Regions from separate parts of the Mus musculus genome. Here region 1 is linked to region 2. A link is a loop called in an ENCODE intact Hi-C map of the cell type or tissue named here. Cell type or tissue: left cerebral cortex. All regions are shown on one strand.

The links. Hi-C counts contacts between places; a loop is a spot of excess contacts. Peaks named below come from ENCODE experiments on the same cell type or tissue, not always from the same donor. Only the 100,000 strongest peaks of a DNase experiment are listed, where the experiment ranks them.
Region 1: a loop joins it to region 2, with 8 times the contacts of the local background. A loop is called at or near these places in 2 of 42 quality-filtered maps.

What each region holds. Positions count from the first base shown.
Region 1 is chr9:42,178,658-42,186,657 of GRCm38, reverse strand. 4930546K05Rik (RIKEN cDNA 4930546K05 gene) reads left to right here. Exons shown (of 7, transcript NR_040754.1): 6 at 323-532; 7 at 2,724-4,420. Among named protein-coding and RNA genes, the nearest start is that of Gm36390, 9.2 kb to the left of the region's middle. In left cerebral cortex, no CTCF peak of the experiment used is centred here; DNase peaks (open chromatin) are centred at 2,422, 3,020, 5,314, 6,443 and 1 more place; H3K27ac peaks cover 2,027 bases.
Region 2 is chr9:42,050,763-42,058,762 of GRCm38, reverse strand. Sorl1 (sortilin-related receptor, LDLR class A repeats-containing) reads left to right here. Exons shown (of 48, transcript NM_011436.4): 12 at 1,404-1,492. Among named protein-coding and RNA genes, the nearest start is that of Gm16214, 32 kb to the right of the region's middle. In left cerebral cortex, a CTCF peak has its summit at 3,593; DNase peaks (open chromatin) are centred at 3,562, 3,823, 4,954, 5,759 and 1 more place; H3K27ac peaks cover 2,226 bases.

The DNA.
Region 1 (8,000 bases), 130 kb before region 2:
TTAAGCTGAATTTAATGAATAACCTATTCAAACCATTAGATGGAAAATACAAACTGGGGGCAGTGGCTCACATCTGTGATAGACTGGGGGAGCAGGAGTTATTACCTTGGGCTGCACAAGGCCCTATTTCAGAAAATAAAAGTTAAAAGAAGGAAGACAAAAAGAAAATATTACATTCATGAACAACTCAAGGGTTTAGACAGACTGAGGGAAAACTTGGTAGTCTGAACAAAGCTAAACTCAAACTTATTTTTTATTCGTTTAGTTATCTTTTATTAACAGATTTCTCTCTCTGGTCATAACTCACTCACCCTATTTTTAGGTATGGTCTGAATTGCAAGGACACACATCAGTTGCACAGCTGGAGCAAACAGCTGGGAAGCCTGTCTGGGGAGACATCTGCCTGAGGTGGCTGGTGAGCCAAGAATGAGGAGTGGTCACACTTTGCAGCCCAGGCACCTCCTGAGAATGACAGCCCTCCAGTCAGATCTATCCTGAGAGGAACCTAGTGCCTGCCACAGTCCCTTGCAATGTAAGTTGATGAAGTTGATTTCACAGTCCCTGATCCCTGTAGCCACACTTTGTAACTGTCTTCTCTCCTTTGGCTTGTGGTCCTTCTCTCACCAAGGCATAGACCTGTTTCTCCACCTCTTGACTCTGGGTGGGACTGTGAACTAGATCTAGCCAATCAGATGAATAATGGTGATTCTCCCTCTCTCCCTCTCTCCCTCTCTCCCTCTCTCCCTCTCTCCCTCTCTCCCTCTCTCCCTCTCTCCCTCTCTCCCTCTCTCCCTCTCTCCCTCTCTCCTGCTTTGGGCCGGGGCTGACCCATTAGGGCCTGATGCTCTAGACATTTGACCGAGCCGTTTTACTTGACCTGTCATAAGGTCAGATGTATGAGAGAGACTAGATGTCTATCTATTCCATACCTCAATGCATGCTGTTTTCTGATGCTGTGCTTCATGGATATATCTGAAATGGCATTTTCCCAGTCTGGGTATCAGTCCATCCCTTCTTCCCTGTCCCCTCTTCCTGCCCTGTCTCTAGTGCTGCTACTGATGCCTCTTCTTGTCTGTTGCTATGTTGTTGGTTTTTCCCCTCCTTGTCCCATCCGTCTGTAAGATTTCCACCCCAGGTCTTTGGGAGTCTTCTTTTCTTTATGAAGACTCTGTGTCACGCCTGACTTGTGCTAATAACATTTGTATGCCTTTCTCCTGGGCATCCATTTTATTCAAGTTAATTCTGAGCCCTAGGGGTGGGGAGAGGAAAGCTTGGCTTCCTCTACATGATCCCTTTCAGTCCCTGTGGTAAGCTCCGCGTATTCAAAAACACCCATTTCGTACCACTTCATTAATTTGTAGTCTCTGACCTCAAGGGATGCACAGTCCTGGTTGGGGGTGGGGGTGGAGGCAGACAGAACCTAAGATGTGAGCCAACCATTATCCAGAGGTGAGAGAAGAAACTCAGCTGAGTCTCAATGAGTGGCAAAGCTTACTAGAAATGACCTCTAAGTTGTTTTCAAGGACAAATGAAAGTTTGGGGGTGGGGCCGAGGCAAAGAAATTGGAAGGGGTTTCCAGGCAAAGGGTCTGAGATAAGGGGAGACATAGGTCAACGAGTGATAGACACACAGTGACATTTTCCCTCTTTTCTCTCACTCCCAGCCCTACCTGGCTTCACACCCTCACAGCCTCCTGCTTCTATGGATCCCACGTGCTCTTACATGGTCTGTCAGCAGTCTCTTCTTGTCTGGCTGCTCAGAGTAGCCCCAGCCCTGCATTACACCCCCCCTGCACTTTAACAGGATCCTGCCACAGTGCCTCTGCACCTCAGAGTCTGAGGAGTGCTTCATTATTGCACCAATGTTAGAGGGAAGGCCGGTAACCTTCCCGGCCCTGTGGCCCTTTTAATAGTAAATTTCATGAGCTGTGAATTTGCAAAAAGGCATGTTCTCTGCCCTGACACTTTGAGCTATCTTCTCATACAGCTCTTCTTGACAGCATGTCTTAGGGAGCTAATTAGGCTATGGTGTGGGGCTGGTTCTTTGACTCATTTCTACTGAGCACCTAAGAGCAGAATCTCCCCCCAGCACTCTGTAACCTAGTATAGGGTCGAAGGGTCGAAGGCTTACCATGAACAACCAGCTAAAGGTTTCAAGCCTCACTTTGCTCCTGGCTAAGAAGAAGGATGGGGGAGGGGCATCCCTGAGCTTCAGTGTTCTCATTACAAAATGAGATTGAAGGTCCATTGTTAAGGATTAGAGACCATAGGTGTGCTACATGTGACAGGTGTGCTATGGGGACAAAGCCAGAATTATACAGTAGGCACTACTTAAGAAATGACATAGAACCACCCTGATGGTGCAGAAAAGGGGTGGCATATGTGAAGGGATCAGAGCAGACTGTATTCAGACAGAGCTAGCACTGGAAAAGGCGGCTGAGCACTAAACAGAAAACTGTACACAGAGCTTTGTAGGCAAAGGAAGTTAAATACATAAACAAATTCTCATAGACAAGCTTGCATATGGCATATTTGGGAGACCAAGCACTCATCTGTCCCCCCTACACACACACACACACACACACACACACACACACACACACAAACACACCCCTACACCGCCATCCAGTTTGTGAATTTGGGGGGGAGGGTAGGGTGGGAACATTCTTTTTAAAAAAAAAAACAGAGCTCTCAAAAACATTTTTTTTTTTTTACATTGACTAGGTTGCCTTTGCTGTAAAGATGAAAATGATGGGAAATAAATTTTTCCAGAAGATCTGGTCCATATGCTGCTGCCCGCCATGGCTGGAGTCTCGGATTCAACCATTGTGTTGGCTGCCTGCTGCCCAGACTGAGTGGGGTGAACTCAGGACAGAGCCTTGCTTTGGCATGAATACCTCTGCCTTCTCTTGCTGACACATTCCCTCCACCACTCAAGAATGCACAGAGCCCTTGCCAGGTTGAGAATGCCTGACTGTGACAGCAGCGTTTGCAAAGTAAAGAGCCTATTTATGAAGATAATGGCAGTGCCCAGACCAGGCCCACCGTGGGAGAATCTTGGCTCGTAATTAGCAAGAACAGTGCATTTTAATGAGGATGCCTGGTAGGCAGTCGGCTCCTGCCTGGACTGCCAACAAATCTGGGCCAGAGGGAGTGTTGGCAGTGAGGACAAGGAGCAGGTGAGGGGAACAACATAGAAGAAAATGTGCTCATCTTTCGGAAACTTGAAAGCTTTAGGATGGTTTCATTTCCCCATTACCCTGGCTGTCGTCCCTTGGGCTGTTTCTCTGGAAGCAAACAGCTTGGAGAAGATATATCAGATCTGGTAACTAGCAATCCCAAACATTGCTGGAGTGAACAGCAAAGGCCTAGGGGCCTTGGGGTGGAGGCTCAGAAATGTGGGCATTTTATTTTTCCTGAAAGGCAATTAGGCCATTGCTATGAAGCCTGTGGAGAAACTGGAATCTCAAAGCTTTCTGAAGAGAACAGCTATGGCTTTTGAAGCTGTGAGCCCTGGTGGAGGTGATCATTATTACCAAGGTTAGCTTAAGTCAGAGCCTTTGAGCTTTGTTGCTGGAGGCTGACAGACTACCGCTGAGGGGTATGACCTAAGGAAAATGGGACTTCTCAGCCTCTCTGTTGTTTCAGAGTTCTGGCTCAGGGAGAATGGGCTTCCCATTGAACAGGGTGAATGTTCATGCATAGGTGATTATAGCAATTCCAAGATAGGTGAAGGGACTGTGATATGCCGAATCCTGGGTACCACGAGCGTCTTAGTCAGTGTTCTATTACTGTAAAGAGACACCATGACCATGGCAGCTCTTACAAAAGAAAGCATTTAATGAAGGCTGGCTAACAGTTTCAGAAGTTTAGTCCATTGTTGTCACGATGGGGAGCATGGAGGCATGCAGGTAGACATGGTGCTGCAGATGCAGTTGAAAATTTTACTTCTGGACCCACAGGAAACAGGAAGAGAGAGATGGAAAACAGGAAGAGAGAGACAGGAAACAGGAAGAGAGACACACACTAGGCCTTGCTTGAGTTTTGAAACCTCAAAAGCCAACCCTAGAAACATACTTCCTCCAACAAGGCCACACCTCCTAAACCTTCTCAAGTAGTGCCACTTCCTGATGACTAAGCGTTCAAATACATGAGCCTGTAGGAGCCATTCTTATTCAAACCACCACAGCAAGAATTCTCAGGTCAGACGGATGAAGGCTATCTTGTTATATCTGATATATAAGGGACAATCATAGAAGCCCTTAACGAAAAACGAAAGGGATACTTATAATTACAGGTATCGAGTTGGGTGGTGAACTCAATTCAGATAGACCACGGCAGTGGGTTCAGTTCAATGTTTGCAGGCAATTTGAAAAAGCAGAGGTGATCTTTAGAAGTATTAATAAAAACCACTATCAAAGTAAATTAATGAAATGTGTCAGATGCTGAAGAATGACTCAGGTGTTAAAAGCACTGGCTGCACCTTCAGAGGACCTGGGTTCAAGTCTCAGCACTCACATGGTGACTCACAACAATCTATAGCTCTGGGAAATCATCTCACATTGTCTTCTGGCCTCTGTGGGCCCGAGGCATGGACATGGTACACAGACACATATTCAGGCAGAACATCTATACATATTTAATAATTAATAGCAGCAATAATAATTTTAAAACATAGGGAATGCTAGTTATCTCCTCATGTCTATTGTGTTCAGTTTTTCATAGCAGCAGAATAACAAAAGCAATAACAAATCAGAATAAATGCATTTGTTACCTGCTGCTGCTGTGACAAACCACACAAAGTTAGTGTCTTAAATCAACACAATTTACTGCTTTATACTTTGAGAAGCTGGAAATAAACAAGGGTCTTCTGGAGGCTAGAGGAGACCCTCTGTGTTCTTGCTTTGTCTAGAGGCCACCTTCCTCTTTGGCTACTACCCTCTCCCCCATCTTCAAAACCAGTAACAAAGCATCTTCAGCCATTCTCTCACCTCTCTCCTTTATCCCTTTCTGAAGGACCCTCACACATGCATTGCCCCCCCCCCCCAGATAAAGCAGGGTAAATCCCTTCTCTTGAAATACCTAATTTAACCTCATCTGGAAAGTATCTTTGTCATGACCTTCAGGGACAAGATAATGAACATCTTTGTGGAGTCCTACTATGTCCACCATAAAAAAAAAAAAAAAGAATTTTTCAGCCTCACTTGCAGCTAGACTTGACATATGTGACTAAGCTCTGGAGGTGGATGTGAGCTCTGAAAGCTGTCAGGATAAAAATAAAACCACGGTGTCTATCCTGAAAGGAAGAATGGAAGAAGAAAGAAATAGTCCCAAAGATTAGACAGAGGTACAAACTTGCACCTGCAACCTCTACACTCTGCAGGGACACCTGCTCATTGGTTGATTGCACTGTGGAGCCAAGAACCATGTTTGTTGAAAGCATCATAGGTAGGTAGTTGTCTTAGTTTGGGCTTTATTGCTGTGAAGAGACACCATGAGCAAGGCAACTTTCATAGGGGAGAACCTTTAATTGGGCTGGCTTACAGCTTCAGAGGTTCAGTCCATTATCATTATGGCAGAAAGCATGGCAGTGTCCAGGCAGACATGGTGCTGGAGAAGGAGCTGAGTGTTCTACATCTTGATGCAAAGGCAGCCAGAAGGAAACTCTCTTCTACAGACAGCCAGGAGGAACCTCTCTTTCCATACTGGATAGAACTTGAGCATAGAGATCTCAAAGACCCCTCACTCACACAGTGACACACTTACTACGCAAAAGCCACTCCAATAACGCCACACCTCCTAATAGTGCCACTTCCATTGAGTCAACCACATTCAAACTACTGTAAAGCTTACCGGGGACCCCCTGAATTAACCATGCAGAATCGATGCAAAAAGCAAGAGGAATTTATTGTTCTAGTGCACTGGGGTTATCCCAGGCCCTAAGGAAAGGCTGCCACCCCCAGAGGCCTGTTTGGAGAGTTTTTATTTGTTTTCCAGGGGCGGAATAGAGCATCAGCATATCACAATATGATTTGGTGGAACAGTGCGCCCTTTAAACTGATTGGTCTTTAGGGAATGAGGAAGTAGGGGCTTACTCAGCCTCTCCCTTCTGGTCTCCGTGCTCTCTACCTGTCTCTTCCAGGAGCGGAGGAGTCCAGTGGAATTTTGGAAAATTCCAAAGCTCTGAGCTGACCTCTTTGCTACCACAGCAGTCTAGGGCACTTCTTTCTCCTTCCACAAGTATGCACAGAGCTTGCTAACTCAAGTGGATTCTCACTGTTCTGTGTTTCCAAGCACACCCTTGCCCTGGAGCATCTCGATAATGGCATAACTACTTCCCTTCTTAGTCCTGTTCTTAGAGGAAGCGATTGCTGTCTTGGAGAAGTGGAACCATGAGTCTTTGGAACCTGGCAGCTGAGGCCAATTCTTGGGTGTTGATCAACAACAGAAGTGTGTGCCTTTATAATTCTTGGGCCAATGCCAGCTACAAACTTAGACTTCTCTTAAACTTCTGTTCAAGGAAAGAACCAACTTCCATCTACCTCACTAAAGCTATGTAGGCAGAGTTTTAACTCATCAAAGAGCACATTCTATGCTCAGGAAATAGAATTGACAGAAACTTCCAGACTGAAAACTAACTCTCTCTCTCTCTCTCATTCTCTCTCTCTCTCTCTCTCTCTCTCTCTCTCTCTCTCTCTCTCTCTCTCTCTCTTGTTCATTGGTGTGTATTTTGTTTTCTTGTATGTCTTTGTGAAGGTGTTACATCCCCAGAGTTATAGGTAGTTGTACACTACCATGTAGGAGCTGGGAATTGAACCCAGGTCCTCTAGAAGAACAGCCAGTGCTCTTAACCACTAAGCCATCTATCTCTCCAGCCCATGACAGAAACTCTCAGACAAGAAGTGTCTAACAAAAACTCTTATATCTGTGTGTTTAAAATAAAGAAATAAGGGGTAAAGCCAAGGAAAACTGGGTAACTTTATAAGTGCTAAGTGACCATAGAGTAGCATTAATCTTTATAAAACACTTTTAGCCTGATAGTCCAGGGTCTGGATTGGTCAGGTCACAACTGAAATATTTCATTTGCTTCCCTGGACTCGGATTGGACATTAAAAAAAAAAAAAAAACGTATGTCAGGCTTTCTGTGGAAGAATGAAGGGATTTGAAACTACTTTAGACCTAGGATGGCAAAGGCACCAAGGGCATCAGAGGGCCTGTGGATACTTATGGAGAACCCACCAGGTGTAAAGCCCACTGAGAACTAAAGGAGAGAAAATCCTTGCCCTCAAAGGAAATAAGTAGCAGGAAGCATTTATATACATGTAAATTTACGTTAATTTATGTAAATGTATACAAGGTAACTCCCAGACAGCTTCCAGAGTGGCCCATTAGGAATCCATTTGTTGGGGGGAGGGTTGCAGTGGGAGGGGCTGGGGATATGGCTCAATAGGCAAAGGGCTCACTGTGCAAGCTTGAGGATCTGCACTTATCCTCAGCACCCAGACAAAGAGCCAGGCATGGCAGCGTGCACAGGCAACCCCAGTGCTAGGGCCAGGCACAGTGGGGAATTAGCAAACCAGATTAGCCGAACTGGTGAATTCTAGGTTTAGAGGGGGACCTTGTCTTGGAAAATAAGGCAGAGAATGATAGAGCAAGACACACTAGATGTTGACCTCTGACCACTTCATATGCATATGCACACACACATGCACCGGTGCATACACTAAATAAATGCACACAGAAAGGGAGAGGGAGAGAGAGGGAGAGAGAGGGAGAGAGAGGGAGAGAGAGGAGAGAGAGGGAGAGAGAGGGAGAAAGAGGGAGGGAGAGGGAGAGAGAGGGAGAGAGAGGGAGAGAGAGGAAGAGAGAGGGAGGGAGAGGGAGAGGGAGAAAAAGAAGAGACAGGGACAGACATAGAGGGTGGGGGGAAGATCTGTGTGTCTGTTTGAAGAGGGCTTCCTTTTCTTTGTCTTGAGGCTCTTGTTATATGACCCAAATTGC
Region 2 (8,000 bases):
TTTTTAAAATTTATTTCCTCTGTGTCCATTCTTCTCTATCTCTTTTTGCATCTCCTTTTGCGTTATTTAGATTTTTGTTTTTTGACAGTACTGAGCGTTGAACCCAATGCCTTGTACATTCTTGTTGGGTGCTCTACCCTTAAGCTCCCTCCTTAGCCACCAGATATATTAGACTCTGTCTTTGTGTATTTCTCTCCTCTTTTCTTTTCTTTCATTGGGTTCTCTGAGGATTAGAGCATGCATATCTAGTCTTTCATAGTCTTCACTTGTATATAAAATACAGAACATTTGTATCATATGGGTCTGTGTTCTCTCCCTGACCTTTCTGCTCTTGTTGTATCTTGTCTACATACTTAGAAAACACTCATTTATTTTTGCTTAAATTCTAATACTGATTTTAAATAATAGTAAATAAACAGTTTTGAATCCCCCCCACCCCAGGTTTGCCATTTCTCCTGTTTGTCTCTGGTTCCTGATGATCCCTGGGTAGATGACCTTAAGCATTTCCTGCAGAGCCACTGCCTGTGAGGGCCCTCTGGCCACTTGGCTCCCTTGGCTTTCCTTTGTTTGAGAACCCTCCATTTCTCCTTGATTCCCAGGCATTGTGCTTCTTCTGTTGCTGAAATCTCGGTGTGTGGTCATCTGGGTTAAAAGGACTTTGGATAAGTTTTTTTGGGGCTCTGTTTCCCCAGGTTCACGTGAACAACCTGTGGTGGCTACTTCAGTTATGTCATCTGCACACGTAGTGGCCCATTTTTATAGAAGCAAATTTGTTCACGTGTGTGTATTACATCAATTCTCTTTAGGTTCTATCAAGATCCCTCATTCAAATGCAGCTTGGGGCTTAGGTAGAGAGGTACATTCCATTTAAGGGATTTAAGGGATACATGCTCTGGGATTCCTCCCATACTTCCCCAGCCTGCAAGGGCTCATTTGCCAGTTCCTTTTGTAGAAAGAGTTTCTGTGGAAGTTTGAGCTCCCTGGCTGGAGCTGAGGCGCTCCATCAAGGCCTTCCCTTGAGGCACCTCTGTATCAGAAAACTGTGTGGGTCGCTTCTCGAGGCACCAAGTCCCCTCGTACAGCCCTCAGAGAGCTGACTTTGTTGTAGTAGAACAGCAGCTCTGGTTGCTTGGTTTTTTATTTTGCGGCATGCGGATGAAGCCTAAGACTTCAGGCATGTTAGGCAAGTGAAGAGTGCTCTCCGGCTGAGGTAGCCTATACTCTGGAGTGTGAGAACTTAGCTTTCTCCAACTCCAGGATTGTGAAAGAGAGGATGGACAAGAACCTGTTCTGAGAACTGGAAGCTGTCCTTGGGGTGGTGTGTGTTGGGGGAGGGGGAGGGCACCATTCCTACGTTTATCTCTACAGCAGCTCATCACCTCTGGCTTGTTTTCCTTAATCAGGCTCTTCCCGGACCTCATTACTATACTTGGGGTGACCATGGAGGCATCATCATGGCGATTGCCCAGGGCATGGAGACCAACGAGCTGAAGTAAGTGCTTCTGGTTACCTCCCCTCTTCCTCCTCCTTCTCTTCTTCTTAAAAGAGATCTTTTCTACCCTTCTCTCTCTACTTCTTCCTTTAAAAAAACAAAAACAAAAACAAAAACCCAAGGTCTCTCACTGTGTAGCCCATGCTGTCTTGAAACTTAACAGTGTAGCTCCAATTGGTGTAGAATTTGCCAATCCCGCCGGGCAGTGTTGGCGCGTGCCTTTAATCCCAGCACTTGGGAGGCAGAGGCAGGCAGATTTCTGAGTTCGAGGCCAGCCTGGTCTATGGAGTGAGTTCCAGGACAGCCAGGGCTACACAGAGAAACCCTGTCTCGAAAAACAAAGAAAAAACAACAAAAGAATTTGCCAATCCCCCTGCCTCAGCCTCCCAAGTACTAAGATTACAGGCATCAGTTGCTGTGCCTGGCTTATTTCTCTTCTTTGGACATCAACCTGTCCTCTCACACTGGTGTCGTCTGTGGTGACCTTTGGATGCTTCTGGAGCGCTACGTTCAGGTCAGAGAGCTGAGACCTCTGGAAATCACTTAAGCTTGTTATGTCTGTGACATAACTATTTCCTTCTGTTTTAGAGGGCATTGGGAGAAACAAACAAGTGAACTAATATTTATTTCTTTGAATAAAAACTATCATCTTTCTTTTAATTACTCGTTCAAGGTTAACATATAAAGAAACTCATTATGGTAATTTTATTTACTTTTTAGCATATATGACATTATTATTATTATTATTACTCAGCTATCCACGTCCTACTGCCCTGCCTGCTGTCCCCTTCTCCATCCTTCCTGCTTCTCTTCCTTCCCCAAGACAATTCCTCCTGCTTCCTTATCACATGTAACTAGAGAGTTTTGAACATGTCTTTGCTTTTAAAAGTGTTGTTTCCAAAGGTTTGTGCATAAGACAACTAATAGTTAAAATGACAAAAATTAACGACAGGCAAATAGTGGTTGTAGAATGCACACCACTTGCCAGGTGACTTCTGCTGTGCTAAATTTAGTCTTAGGGGTTGTCCTAGATGGAACTGGAAGAGATGCTAGGGTTAAATGCTTCATCTTACAAACGGAGAAGCTGAGGCTCAGGAAGAAGTAACCATCAGCTTGTAGAGTCATTTTTGAGAGTTAGTCTTGGATTATGTCTAAGAAAAAACAAACAAACAAACAAACAAAACCAAAGTGTTGGGAGTTTGTAGATTTTCTCCCCTCGAGGTTTGATTTTATCCAGCATAATTTCTTGGCTTCCCTTCACGAAGCTATCGAACCAGAGTTACCGATGGAAAAGACAGACTGACCCTCATCTCTGTTCGTGTTAGGCTTGAACCCTTTAGCTGGGTGATCGCGGGAGGCAGAGAGGGCTTCTGTAATCACACTGTGTGGTGGGAAGAAGCAGGCTTCCCCTACTTTTGCTCCCATTAGAACTGGCCGGGGGCAAGACGTGGGTGCTTTGAAAAGGGGATTTTAACAGCTGGTTTCCCACTTTGCTTAACTGGGCATGTACTGAGCCTTGAAGAGGTAGAGAGGCAAAGGTCTGGTCTTGGCTTTCCACTTGGCTGCTCTTGGCCTTGGGTGGCATGGGGCAGCTGCTTCCCCAGAGCCTAGAGGCAGGGGAGGTTGTGTCTGTAGATGACACCCGCATCCCTGTTCAGATTAGCTTTTGCTCAGAGGATAATATTCACAGAGCCTGCTTCCCCCGGATCTGCTGGTGTTTGCTTGTCTAGTCATTTAACTTACACCACACACACTGAGCAAGTGGTACTTATGCCAGGTACTGTGGGTCTAAAGATGAATAGGATGCTCTGGTCGCCTCCTACCCCCACGAGAGCTTCACCCTCTGGCTGTAAGGTAGGTGAGGAGGTAATTGTGGTGGTTAGTAAACTGCTATGTGAGGAAAGCATATAGGATCCGGGGCTTGGTGTCCTGGGCATAGATTTCATTCTTTGGATAGTTTTAGTTTTCAGATTTGGGAGTCGGTTCTCAATTTTCCTTGTTTAACGTCTCCACAGATTACATTAGCATTCCAAGCTGGCTCCTCTGAAGGAGCGCGTGTGATTTTAGTCCTCTTACACCATCTGTCGGTGCATATGTGCCCAGGGAACTCAGCATCATTCTTCGCTAGCTGTAGCAAAACACGGCCAGGAAAATAAACCTGCTGACGGAAAACCATAATGCCTTCCCTGGGCATTTCATAATGGCTTTGGGGGGTCTGCGGTGGACCTCGTGGGCATGGTGGTGCTCTTCTATGGGCACGGGCTATTTGGAAGTGTCTGCAACACATAGTTCAAGTAAATACAGACTGGCCTCCTTTTGACAGGTACATGTGTCCTAGGAACCAGCTCAGACTTGGCAGGGTTCCATACAGCCACCTGGCGTTTACCAAGTGTGTTGTTCTCAGAGGTGTTTGCTCCTCCTTCCGCTGTTCTAAAAGGCAGAGGAGGAGAGTGGAGGTAGTCCACAGTCTCCAAAGACAAACAGCCATTCCCTGTGCCTTGTAGACTCCAGTGAGGCCATGTGCTAGGCTTTTTGATGGTTGTGAGAAATACACCAAAGAAACAGGGCAAAGCTGGGAGAGTCCGTTTTGAGTTCACAGTGTCGCAGGATTCAGTCCCGCTTGGCTGCTCCATGGCCTTCGGGAAGCTGGGCGGCATTAGCTTGTCAGGGAGCACGTGGCTGAGCAGAGCTACTCAGCAGGGTAGGCCTGCTGACTAGGTGTAGCCTTTCAGGGCGTGCCCTCTACAACCTCTTTCCTGTAACTAAGCCCTACCCACTACTCTCCAACACCTCCCCATAATGTCACCATGGTATGAGCCTATCAGGGGATTAAAGTCAGAGCCCTCATGATATGGCCACCTCTCAGAGACGGGCTCCACCATGAGAGCACAAAGCCTTTCCAGCCATGTTGACAAAACTGGCTTCAGGCTCTGGGCCTCTGACCTCCCTGACCATAGCAACCTCTCTGTCCTTTGAGCCTCAGAATTTTGGGGGGTATCCTATTCATTTAGATTGATTGTGTTCAGACTTCATGTTTTAACTCCATTTCATTCTATGCCTGGATTCTTCAACTCATTAGCAAGGCTTTTGTAGACCCGCATTCCTGTTCTATACAAGTTAGCAGGCACTTAGCAAATATTTGATCTATCAATAAATAGGTCACGCATACTTGGGCATCTGAGATTGCTTTTTTCTTTCTTTCATTTTTTTTTAAACATCCATTTAAAAAGGGGGAAGGGATCTGGGTAGGGTGCTATTTACACAGCTCCAAGGGAGACCGCTGCTGTTGTGTTCTGTGTAAATGACAACCCCTGAGCAGTGGGGGCTTCCTGAATGTGTGCAGCCAGGCAGCCAGAGAGAAGATCTGATCCACCCTCCGTATCTTCCATACGAGGACGTAATATAATTTGTGGGAGTTAGCGCCCACACTGGAACATGAGCAGATTTCTGCTAGGAATCATTTCAGGTCAATTGCACAAACATTTGTTGAACAACTACAGTGAACCAGATGTTGTGCTAGACACCAGTGATGGAGAGGCGAGTGGGGCCTGGTTCAGGATCTGCCTGTGCCCATGGGAACGCTAGGGCGTCGGAGCCAGTTGGAGAGAGAGTGGGAGAAGGAAGGACAGGAGGTTCTGCGTATCTGAAGATGAATAGAATGTGGTCCCTCACCTTTAAGCATTTTGCTTTTTATTTGTAATGTAGGCAAAGAGAGCCAAATAGAGCAGAGTCTTTTGTTTTAATCAGAGGCCTGAGGTTGGGGTATTTGTTTCCCCCACTCCTTGGCGGTTTATTTACTATTTCATGGCATTCATTCTCTGATTAGTACAGCAGCTAAGATCCCTCTGTTTGCCTTCTCCATTGAGACTTTATCATCGGTGTTAAGTAAAACAGAGCAGGAAGGGTAAAGCTTTGCTTTGCTTTGGTTTGCCTTTGCGTCCACTTGTCTGAAGTGTGCAAACAAGAGCCCAAGGGGCTAGGGATTTGCTTTTGCATCCATTCAGCATGCTTGACCAGGAACCTGCCTGGAGGATACCAAGGGGTGGTGTTCATTCTTACGGGTACACAGCGTGCTGCAGAGAAGGGGCCTGACCAGCAAGGAAGGATCCAAGCCGGTTTGTGAGCTGGATCCCGAGGGCCGAGATCAATTTCCGTCTCTTCTTGGCAGTTCGCCTGTCAGTGTGATGAAATGTTGATAGTTACTAACACTTTGGACTTGCCCCAAAGCATCATTTCTGTGAGGAGATCTCCAATTTCACAGGGCTTCCCTCTGGGAATCCCTCAAACTCCTTCAGAGGCCACACACCGCAGCATAGCTGTAGTTATCTTTTCTAGGCGCAGCCTCGTGGTTCCAGAGTATAGGAAACTGCAGTGGATCCTTCCATAGCTTCTACACTCGTGGCTACAGCATCACAGTGAGGCAGCTGCAGAGAGCCATCCCCAACCCAGTCTCACCCTGGGTGGCTTCCTCTGCTCCTGGAGGCAGAAGCAACAGATGTCCTTATCACCTTTTAACTGTTACAGAGACAGTGCAGGGTTTTTTCTTTTTCTTTCCTCCTCCTCCTCCTCCTCCTCCTTCTTTTTTTAAGAGAAACTCAGTGTGGGTTGTTTAATTTCCTGCAGCAAATGTTGATTATTCTGCTTTCAGGTGGTAGAAGAGGTGTGAGGTGCTGGGACAGGGAAATGGGTGGAGATTTTATTATGGATGAGCTGCAGTGTAGAAGACACTCATGGATCTGGTCTTGTAAATACAGCAGAGTAGGGTGTGAGGTCTAGTACAGGGCCTAGTCTGAGCTGGTCTAAGGCAGTGCCAACTGCAGGGTTGGGAAAGGCTTTTCAAAGGAGGTGAAACATGAGGTGAAATTAAAAAGTTGATGTACAGTGCCAGGGTTAGAAAGAGCTCATGGGGCTAGAGAGATGACTCTGTACAGTGCCAGGGTTAGGAAGAGCTCATGGGGCTAGAGAGATGACTCAGTACTTCAGAGAGCTTTTTGTGCTTCCGGAAGACCTGAGTTTAGTTAACAGCATTGCCACCAGGCGCTCACCACTGCCTGTAACCGCAGCTCCAGGGTATCCGATGCCTTCTTCTAGCTTTGGCTGGAGATATGGGGTTGGGGGGGTTGGAGGATAGAGGGGTGGGTGGAGGAGTGGTACCCTTGCATGCTTGGCATACACTCTCACATACACCTACAAAAAGAGACAGAGCTTGAGCTAAGGTGGCAGTGTGACTCTGTGGTCCCTGAGGCCTTCACACATGAATAAAATATGAATGGAATTGAGAGAAGCAGTGGTGAGAAATGAGGCTTGAGGTGGCATTAGACAAGCACCATGGGCCTTTTCCTGACTCTCACTGGAGAGATTTGGTTGTTGTTGTTTTGTTGTTGTTTGTGTTTAAATAAAGTTATTTTTTGTTCTTTGACAATTTCATATATGTGTGTCATGAAGTTTGGCCATTCTTACCACCCTTACACTCACACTCCACCTCCCATTCACATTAAGCTCTTCTTCAACAGATAGTTCTCCTATTGATAGCTAGTTTGCTTGCTTGCTTGCTTGCTTGCTTGCTTGCTTGCTTGCTTTTTTTCTTTCTTTCTTTCTTTCTTTCTTTCTTTCTTTCTTTCTTTCTTTCTTTCTTTCTTTCTTTCTTTCTTTCTTTCTTTCTTTCTTTCTTTCTTTCTTTCTTCCTTCCTTCCTTCCTTCCTTCCTTCCTTCCTTCCTTCCTTTCTTTCCTTTTTTTTTTTTCCTGAGTTCAATTAAGGTTGATATATGACCACGGTTGTGGGACTATTTCTTGCAGCATGGGCAACTTACTAGTGGTGCTATCACTGAAGACAAAATCAACACTCCCTTCTTCAAGCTACCAATTAGCTGCCAATAGCTATTTTCAGAGGGGCGGGGTCCCTCTAGTCCCACCCTCACTTGTGATTGAGACATTGACTGGCCCAGTCTTATGAATGTAACCACAGCAGCTGGGAGTTCATAAGAGAAATGGCCGTGTATATCCAGAAGATAGCATTGCACAGCAGTCACCGCCACCTCTAGCTCCTACCCTCTGTCACTCACTTCTTTGCTATTGTTCCCTGGGCCTTAGAGCAGTGATGTAGATCTTGGGGAGTTGGACACTCTCAGCACTTGGCAACTTGTTAGTCATTGTATTGATTGTTGCAAAGAGAAGTTTTCTGGCCAAGGCTGAGAGCAGCTCTCACTTATGGATATAGACATCGATATTTATAAAGCACGGTGACATCATGGCCATTTAGCAAGACAGCAGCAGGCTTCCCCCTATGGCCTTTGGTATTTGAGCAGGTTTGCCGTAGCAGGCAGGAATCACCTCCCGAGGTCAGGGCCTCAAATCTAATCAGAGAGCAATTGGTTACCTTCATAATAGTCCTGCCATTATTGCACCAGTGGGCGCTTCCTGCCCTGCAGGTTGGAACTGTAGCTTGAAGGGTTCATGGTTGGGTAAGACTGAAACTTTGCTTTTGAGGTCTTTAAGTAGAGGGATGAC